Linked DNA regions of Homo sapiens: region 2 is linked to region 1. A link is a loop called in an ENCODE intact Hi-C map of the cell type or tissue named here. Cell type or tissue: heart left ventricle. All regions are shown on one strand. Each heading gives the region's core, and the rest is flanking DNA. Links, peaks and the distances in the headings are about the cores only. Region 1 overlaps ARMC9 (armadillo repeat containing 9). Region 2 overlaps ARMC9 (armadillo repeat containing 9).

Region 1 (4,392 bases), core at 319-4,318:
GTGGCGCACACCCGTAATCCCAGCTACTCTGGAGGCTGAGGCAGGAGGATTGCTTGAGCCCAGGAGTTCAAGACCAGTCTGGGCAATATAGTGAGACCCTATCTATAAAAAAAAAAAAAATTGAAAAAAATTGAAAAAAATTGAAAAAAATTTAAGTATCATTAACTGACAATAAGATTTTTAACAAGGCTTCTGTAATTTCATGCACACAGGGGAGAATCATAAAATGGATCCCCAAGTGCCCATCACCCAGCTTCAGCAATAAATGGCATTTCACTAATCTTGCTTGCTTTCTTCTCCTCTACTTATTCCCTGCCCCCACCCTGGAGTTCTTTAAAAGCCAATTCCAAACATGTCATGTCACCTGTAAATCATTCAATATACATTTCTAACTGATCAGAGGCTTTAATATACAAGCACATAGCCACAACACCAAATACAGTTAACACTAATTCCTTAGTATCTAATACCAGTCCACTCCATATTCAAGATTTTCCTTATTTTCTCAAAATATCTTTTTACAGTTGGTTTATTTGAGTCAGTTCAAACAAGCACTACACACTGTATCTGCTTATATGTTTCTCAGATGTATTTTAGTACATAATACAGCACTACCTGTAGTGGCAAAAAGAAACACACACACACACACACACACACACACACACACACACACAAAATAAATGGGACAAGAATCTCCGTAAAGTAGGTGATGATTTTGCCTATGGACAGGATCAGGATTAAAAGAGAGTGGGGTGGAAGAGGGGTTGTTAATGTTTTTTAAACACGTGTAGAAAATGTTTGACTTGGTACAAAGTGCACATTTTTATACTTGAAGAGAAAATCTTAATAAAGAAAAAAACCAGAATAATATAATGATTCATATTGCTTTTGTTCTTCACAATGTATTTAACTAGGCAGTTTGAAATGCCCCTGGGAGTTTGGTCAGGGAGAACCCATCGTTTTCCATAGAGGATTTTTTTTTGTTTGGTTGTTTTTGTTTTTTTTCTAAAGAAAATAAAGGAATCAAAGAATGGTTACTCCGTAGGCAGAGCAGCCTCTAGAGTTTTTCTTGGAGTGGTGTAACATCAAACCAGGGCTGGGTAGGCTGTGAGCTGGATTAGTGGTGTGTAACTTTAGTTTGGGTTGATTTTTACATCGTATGTGACTTTGGTTGGTGAATCCTGGTGGATTAAAACTTTGCACATCTGGGCCAGGCGCAGTGGCTCACGCCTGTAATCCCAACACTTTGGGAGGCCGAGGTGGGCGGATCACGAGGTCAGGAGATTGAGACCATCCTGGCTAACACGGTGAAACCCCGTTTCTACTAAAAATACTAAACAAAATTAGCTGAGCATGGTGGCAGGTGCCTGTAATCCCAGCTACTCAGGAGGCTGAGGCAGGAGAATGGCGTGAACCCGGTAGGCGGAGGTTGCGGTGAGCCAAGATTGCGCCACTGCTCTCCAGCCTGGGTGACAGAGCAAGACTCAGTCTCAAAAAAAACAAAAACAAAAAAACCGCCTCTCCGCCAGACCGCCGCCGCGCCGCCATCATGGACACCAGCCGTGTGCAGCCTATCAAGCTGGCCAGGGTCACCAAGGTCCTGGGCAGGACCGGCTCTCAGGGACAGTGCACGCAGGTGCGCGTGGAATTCATGGACGACACGAGCCGATCCATCATCCGCAATGTAAAAGGCCCCGTGCGCGAGGGCGACGTGCTCACCCTTTTGGAGTCAGAGCGAGAAGCCCGGAGGTTGCGCTGAGCTTGCTTGCTCGCTGGGTCTTGGATGTCGGGTTCGACCACTTGGCCGATGGGAATGGTCTGTCACAGTCTGCTCCTTTTTTTTTGTCCGCCACACGGAATTGAGATGCTCCTTTAAATAAAGCGTTTGTGTTTCAAGTTAAAAAAAAAAACCAAAAAAAAAAACCCAAAAAACCTAACTTGCACATCTGTTGATTCCATGCTATTAGGGTGATTTGGGATCCGTGCATTGCTATCAGTGTTTAACACCATCTGTTTTCTTCTGTCCTCTTCCCCCCAGGCATCCACCATGTTACGAGCCTCCTTGGCACCCGTGTAAGTAACTGCTCTTAGGAATTTTTATTAAGGAGAACAGCAATGTGTAAAACGGGAATTCAAAGTGTCTTTAATAAACACTTAGCAGCCTAGGTTAGAGGAATGCCTTTGAGCTAGAGCTACATGTGAATATTAAAGGAAATACGAGTACTTATAAGTAATGTTGTTAAACTAGAATTATTTTTTATTGCCTGTGTGGTTTTTTTGTTTGTTTGTTTTTTTGAGACAGAGTTTCGCTCTTGTTGCCCAGGCTGGAGTACAGTGGTGCAATCTCAGCTCACCAGAACCTCCGCCTCCTGGGTTCAAGCGATTGTCCTGCCTCAGTCTCCCGATTACAGGCATACGCCACCACGCCCGGCTAATTTTGTATTTTTAATAAAGACGGGTTTTCTCCATGTTGGTCAGGCTGGTCTTGAACACCCAACCGCAAGTGATCCACCCCCTTTGGCCTCCCAGAGTGCTGGGAATATAGGCGTGAGCCACCGCGCCTGGCCATCTTATATTGTTAATTCTATTCTTTTGGTAAGGAAGCCTCAAACAAAAAAACCTGTTGAATTGTTCATATGGTATTGTATAGAAGTGAATCTAATCTGCTATCATAGTGCAATCCACAGAGTGTTGCACTGTCTGAATTTATGTTGTCTGCTGGTTCACACTGTGATCAAGGCCATGGGCAGCCCTGTGTATGCCTGAGCACTCCTGTCCTGATGAGTTGGGCTGTCCCCCTTACGAGTGTCTGATGCTGTGGTGGCAAGGAAGTTGAGAACCTTTGACTTGGGCATGAGGACCAGGGTGGCTTCTGGGACCCTCTGAGCCAGCTTTGCGGGAGAGGAGGGGAAGACGGGTGCTGTGTGATTCCTCACACACCTGAGATGCCCACAGCCTTCCTCCTCCCTCAGCCCTGCCTGAGTCTGACCTTGACCCCACGCTTTATTCTCTCCTACCACTTTGGCAGCAGTATCACTGCACAGACTGCTAGGGTTAAAAGCCCACCCCTGCTACCCTCCCTGTGACTGGGGATTACTTGTTTAATTTCTCTGTGCCTCAGTTTCCTCACTTACAAAATGAGGAGAATCATAGTAATTCTATTATAGGATTATTGTGAGGATCAAAATTAGTTAATACGTATACAACACTTAGCATTTGGCATAATACTGTAGTATTACACCAAAATTAGGAAACTATCATTGATACAGTACTGTGAACTAGACTGCAAACCTCATTTAGTCTCACCAGTTTTTCTATGCCCTCTAATCTTTTCTACAATAAAACAACAATAAAACAAAACGTGAAGACGCTTGTTTTAGCGACAAGGAAGCTGAGGTGATTCCTTTTGTTTCTGGCTGACCGAAGGTGGGTGGCAGGGCAGTCTGAGCTGTGTGGATCTCCAATCCAAGGTCTCTCCTCACTGAAACCTGGCTCCCCAGAGGTCTTTGGAGTCTCCCTGAGGAGGGTCTGCAAATTGTCCTACAACCCATCTCCTGCCTATGTTCCCATGCTGCTTCCTGACCACACCTTCTACCTCCTTGGAGGGCTAAGCCACCCACCTAATTACTCTTTTTTTCTTTTTTTTCTTTTCTTTGAGACGGAGTCTTGCTGTGTCTTGCCTAGACCGGAGTGGTGCGATCTCGGCTCACTGCAGCCTCTGCCTCCTGGGTTCAAGCGATTCTCCTGTCTCAGCCTCCCGAGTAGCTGGGACTACAGGCGCGTGTCACTATGCCCGGCTAATTTTGTGTTTTTAGTAGAGACGGGGTTTCACCATGTTGGCCAGGCTGGTCTCGAACTCCTGACCTTAGGTGATCCACCCGCACAGGCCTCCCAAAGTGCTGGGATTACAGGCCTGAGCCACCACGCCCGGCCCCCGACTGCTTACTCTTCACACTTGTTTCCTGACTGTTGTTCATATTCCCCCGGTCCAGTAGCTCAGGCTTGAGAGGAACAGTGGCTTCAGGTGTTTAGGTAGAACTCTTGGGGCCTGCTGATGCTAATTTTCTTTGAATTATGTCCAAAATTCTAAACAGAACTTCAGTGGAAAGTCATGATGCCCTCAAGGTGATTTCTTCCCTATGCTAGGGAGGTCTGGCTGAAGGTGAATGTAGGGGTTTCTAAATCTGTTCAGGCAAAGACTCCTTGTTTTAGGAAAAATGTTAAACAGAACCTAAGTCCATCCAACAGAATAGGCAGAGCTGAGCTGGTTGAAGCTGAGGTAGGAGCCTAGAACCCAGCCCGCCCTCCAAGTGGAAGCCGGGAGGTCATGCTGGGAGCCCATGGGAACAGCAGGCTCTAGCTTGGGTGTCATAATGCTCAGGAGGTGTAATA
Region 2 (4,392 bases), core at 126-4,125, 66 kb after region 1:
AGTTCATCTGTGGCCCCTCATGGACAAAAAAAAAAAAAAAAGATAGTGTCCTTTCCTTCCTTTTCTTCCGTATAGTGTCCACTCGCTGGTCTTTCTTCTGGAGCTATATAGAATAAGCCTAATCCAGAAAAGGCAGTGGCAGGGGGTGGCATTAAAGCCAAGGCTGGGACCTGTCTTAATCCCTGGTAGGCATCTTATTGGCAGGTGAGCTGATGGTCACAGCTCACTGAGGTATTGGATCACATCCTTGTCTTGTATCATGTGTGCATTTGATCAGCATGCTCTTCCTGTCCTTATTCCAAGTCCAAGGCAACAGGGAACAGGTGGGGCCAAGCATGGAAGCCTCTCTATACCTGCCAGAGACCCACAAAAATGATAGATGCATGGTTAATACTTGCTGAATGTCGAGTCAGTGACTGGCAGAATCTGAACACCAAGAAAGGGTTCAGAAGCTAACTCCCTGTGTTTGAGTCCTGCCTGACAACTTACCAGCTGTGTGTGGCTTTGGGCAAGCTGGTGAACCTCACCAAGCCTCAGTGTTCTCATCTGTAAAGCGAGAATATTAATACCCTTTTCATCAGGTGCTTGTGAGGATCAAATGAAACAATCCATGTCAAGTGCCAGGCAGACTCAATGCCTGTCAGCTGTTTTTAACGCCGCCCTTGCGATCTAGAGACAGACTGGCCTGACTGGTCTAGAGGCAAGCCGAAGTCTGCTGGAGTGGAGGTTCCTCATGTGCTGCCTGGCCAGAATTAGAGAGAGCCAAGGCCAGGGCTGGCCCGGATGGAGCGGGGATGGAAAGCAGCTGGCAGAGAAGTAGAGCACCCTCAGTGGGGAAAGGAGGGGTGGGAGGAGGCTGGTCCCAGGCCACACTTTGGGTAGCAGCAGCCTGGGAGTTTTTCCTGAGGTTTTTTCTGTGAAACTTTAAGATTCATCTAAACAGTATTTCAGAACATAGACATTATATTGAATAATAGTTTTTTTTGTCTTTATGACATTCCTGCTGGCATGTAAGAAAATCCCTTCATTGGGTCAGGAGTGTGTCCAGTCCTGGAGTGGTGGTTTCTTCTTAACTAGCCCATCTTCACTTGCTCCAGGTTGGGGCGGGGACATACCCTGCCTTGGTCCCTAGGTCTTTTGTTCCCCTTTGCCCGTTGTGTCCTGAGCACACTCTTAGGATCCTGTTTGGAAGGGGCCCTGATTTCGGTTACCCTCTTCCTCTTCTCCATGTGAAGCGCGGTGTCTGTGGTACTGCTGGGGCACTGGGTCCCTCTCCCTCTAACCTCATGGAAGCTTTCTGCTCTTTCACTTCCTGTCCCACTGAGCCTCCAGGTCTTCTCTTATTGGGTGTATTAAATATTGCGATAAGCCCTGCTTTTCCTAGGGCGACTTTGCCATCATCTCCACATTTCTTGCTGTTTTTGCTTAGAGTACAGAAAAAGTTTAAGCAAGTAAACTGAGCGGCGAAAGCAAGAGACTGGGAGAATTAGGGAAGTAAAGGTTGTTTGGGTTCTCCGGTTTCTGTCATATCCTTATTTAATGAACTGGTCTGGTTGTGAAACCAACTGTCATACCCTGGGCTGCATTTTTGTGAATGGGGAAATGAATGTAGAGGGAGACTTCTCCGCGTCGCGGGGAGCCCTCAAGGATCCCGGACGTGCTTCCATCTGCAGTCGTGGGCACGTGCTCAGGAGGAAAGCTGCACACGTGGCCAGGGCCCATTCCACTGGGGAAGTCAGCGCCTCACGCTGCCTGGCCTGGTCACCTCAGTCCACCCTCGCTCTCCCATGTGGAGTGTTTTTCCCTTATTTTCACAAAGAGTGAGATTTACAATTCAGCGTTCTGAGAAGGTGTCTCAAATTTAAACTACTTATAGAAGTCTTATAATTATTTCAAGTGGAAAGCACACCGGATACTTTCACTTGTCATGTGTAAAACCGCCTGAACACATTCTGCTCTGCATTCTATCTGTAAGAATCTGAGTTTTCAAATGCATTTAGTGGTCACCCTTAGTTTTGTTTTCAGGCCAGTTGCTTAGAATCTGGTTTGTCTGGAGTATTATGTATCGAAAGCCTCCAGTTAAGCATCTTGTAATGTCATAAGGTCACCAAGCTGCCATGGGGAAGCTTCGCATTAGGACATCTAAATTCATCTCAGCTCGAGCGCCTTTTTTATGAGGCATTCTTAATTTCTTGAAGTAATCAGTTATCACTGAGCTCTAACATTAGTAATCTGATGCATTCTGCTCTGGTACATAAAGACCAGTAATTTTAGTCAAATTCCTCCAACAATGGTATTTAAGACCCACCCTAACGAGGCATTTATTCTTGAGTATTTCTTTATCCATCACTCCCTTACTTCACAAAGTAGATTTTAAAATATGTCGTTTCGTTTGGAATTCACAAGCAGCTCAGACAAGTTAGCACAGTGGCTGGTGCCCTTGTCGCCCAGTGCACCCAGCACCTTGCCAGGCTTGCATTGAGAGAGGCTAGCAGAATTCTTTCCCCGAGCAGGGCACGGTGGCTCATGCCTGTAATCCCAGCACTTCAGGAGGCTAAGGTGGGAGGAATGCTTGAGGCCAGGAGTTAGAGGCTATAGTGAGCTGTGATCATACCACTGCACTCCAACGTGAGCTACAGAGCAAAAACCTGTCTCTTAAAAAAAAAAATGGGGGGAGAACTGATGGCAGCAGTGGCTCCCCTCCCAGCTGGAAGGCCTGAGTTGGCATTCTCAGAGGGTGCCTCTTGGCCTCACCTCTGGGTTTGCCCATTATTAAAAGTCCAGATACATCCTCAGAGTTGTTTTCATCTGCCTGGCACTGATTGAGAAAGTGGAGCAAGCGCCTGCTATCAGCAAGCTTCATTGCTGGGAGGTTCTCTGCTTACATTTCCCACCGCAGGTAGTGGGCTCCTCTGCCTGCAGGTGTTACTGGGAACGGTTGAATGAAGCTCTGGCTTCTTTGTTAAGCTGCCCTTCCCACCTCAACTAGCGCAGCTCAGTTTGCTTCCGCTCTCTCCCCTCCCAAGCCCTAAGGATGCCTCCGTTCCCTTTTCGCCGGTTTCAGTGTTTCTCAGAAACCATGGCAGTGACTTGTTTATATCTACACAGTATCATGGCGTTCCAAAAGCAGAGAATTTAAGAAATTTCTTCCATCAGTAAGTCATGATTTTAAAGGAGGCAGCCAAGTGATCCCATTTACTAGCTAGAGAAAATGAGGCGCTGACAAGAATCATGTCTTTCTGAATTAGAACCTTGGTACAAAACTTTTTAAACCAAGAACCATCAATTTGGTGATGATTTTCACCTCAGTTTTCTTACATCTATGCATTTGACATTGAAATAACAATAGCGTTTGCCTGCATGTTGCACTAGAGAAACTGAGGCAGCGGAAGCCAACTGTCCCTGTTGTGAGCAGGTCAGCTGCGGGGCCCTGGTTCTGCCCCAGGCCCCCTGCTCACACTGCTAAGCTGCAATTCAAGTTAACTTTTATTAATGGGTAGCAAATATTAGGAACAAATGCAGAAACTGTCCTGTGTTTCTGGAGGTTAGGGAGGGCCTATCAATTCTCAGCAAATTTAATTGTAAAGTACTTTTTTTTTTTTTTTTTTTTTTGTGATGTAGTCTTGCTCTGTTGCCCAGGCTGGAGTGCAGTGGTGCAATCTCGGCTCACTGCAACCTCCGCCTCCCAGGTTCAAGCGATTCTTCTGCCTCAGCCTCCTGAGTAGCTGGGACTACAGGCACACGCCACCACGCCCAGCTAATTTTTGTATTTTTAGTAAAGACGGGGTTTCACCATATTGGCCAGGCTGGTCTTGAACGCCTGACCTCGTAATCCGCCCACCTCGGCCTCCCAAAGTGCTGGGATTATAGGCCACGCGGCCTATAAAGTACGTTTAATTAAAAAACAGCTTTGTTTTAATTAAAAAAAAAAAAAAAGGCCAAGCACAGTGGCTCACGCCTGTAATCCCAGCACTTCGGGAGGCCAAGGTGGGCAGATCACCTGAGGTTGGGAGTTCGAGACCAGCCTGACCAACATGAAGAAACCCCGTCCCTACTGAAAATACAAAATTAGTAGTGGCGCCTGCCTATAATCCCAGCTACTCGGGAGGCTGAGGCGAGAGAATCACTTGAACCGAGGAGGCGGAGGTTGTGGTGAGTGGAGATCACACCATTGCACTCAGCCTGGGCAACAAAAGCAAAACTCCATCTCTAAATAGATAACTAACTAAATAAATAAATAAATAAAATAAACCAAAATGAAGACAGGTACAGTGACTCACGCCTATAACCCTAGCTATTCAGAGGCTGAGGCAGAAGATCGCTTGAGCCCAGGAGTTCAAGTCCAGCCTGAGCAACATAGCAAAACCCCATCTCAAAAAAAAAAATTTTGTT

The links. A loop is a pair of places that touch in the nucleus more often than their neighbours do. Peaks named below come from ENCODE experiments on the same cell type or tissue, not always from the same donor. Only the 100,000 strongest peaks of a DNase experiment are listed, where the experiment ranks them.
Region 2: a loop joins it to region 1, with 9 times the contacts of the local background. A loop is called at or near these places in 1 of 110 quality-filtered maps.

Annotation. Positions count from the first base shown.
Region 1 is chr2:231,254,548-231,258,939 of GRCh38, forward strand. ARMC9 (armadillo repeat containing 9) reads left to right here. Exons shown (of 25, transcript NM_001352754.2): 10 at 2,039-2,073. It also overlaps the pseudogene RPS28P4. Among named protein-coding and RNA genes, the nearest start is that of ARMC9, 58 kb to the left of the region's middle. In heart left ventricle, for the core only: no CTCF peak of the experiment used is centred there; no DNase peak of the experiment used is centred there.
Region 2 is chr2:231,320,534-231,324,925 of GRCh38, forward strand. All of the region lies in intron 19 of ARMC9 (armadillo repeat containing 9), which reads left to right. Among named protein-coding and RNA genes, the nearest start is that of MIR4777, 40 kb to the right of the region's middle. In heart left ventricle, for the core only: no CTCF peak of the experiment used is centred there; DNase peaks (open chromatin) are centred at 778 and 1,678; H3K27ac peaks cover 921 bases.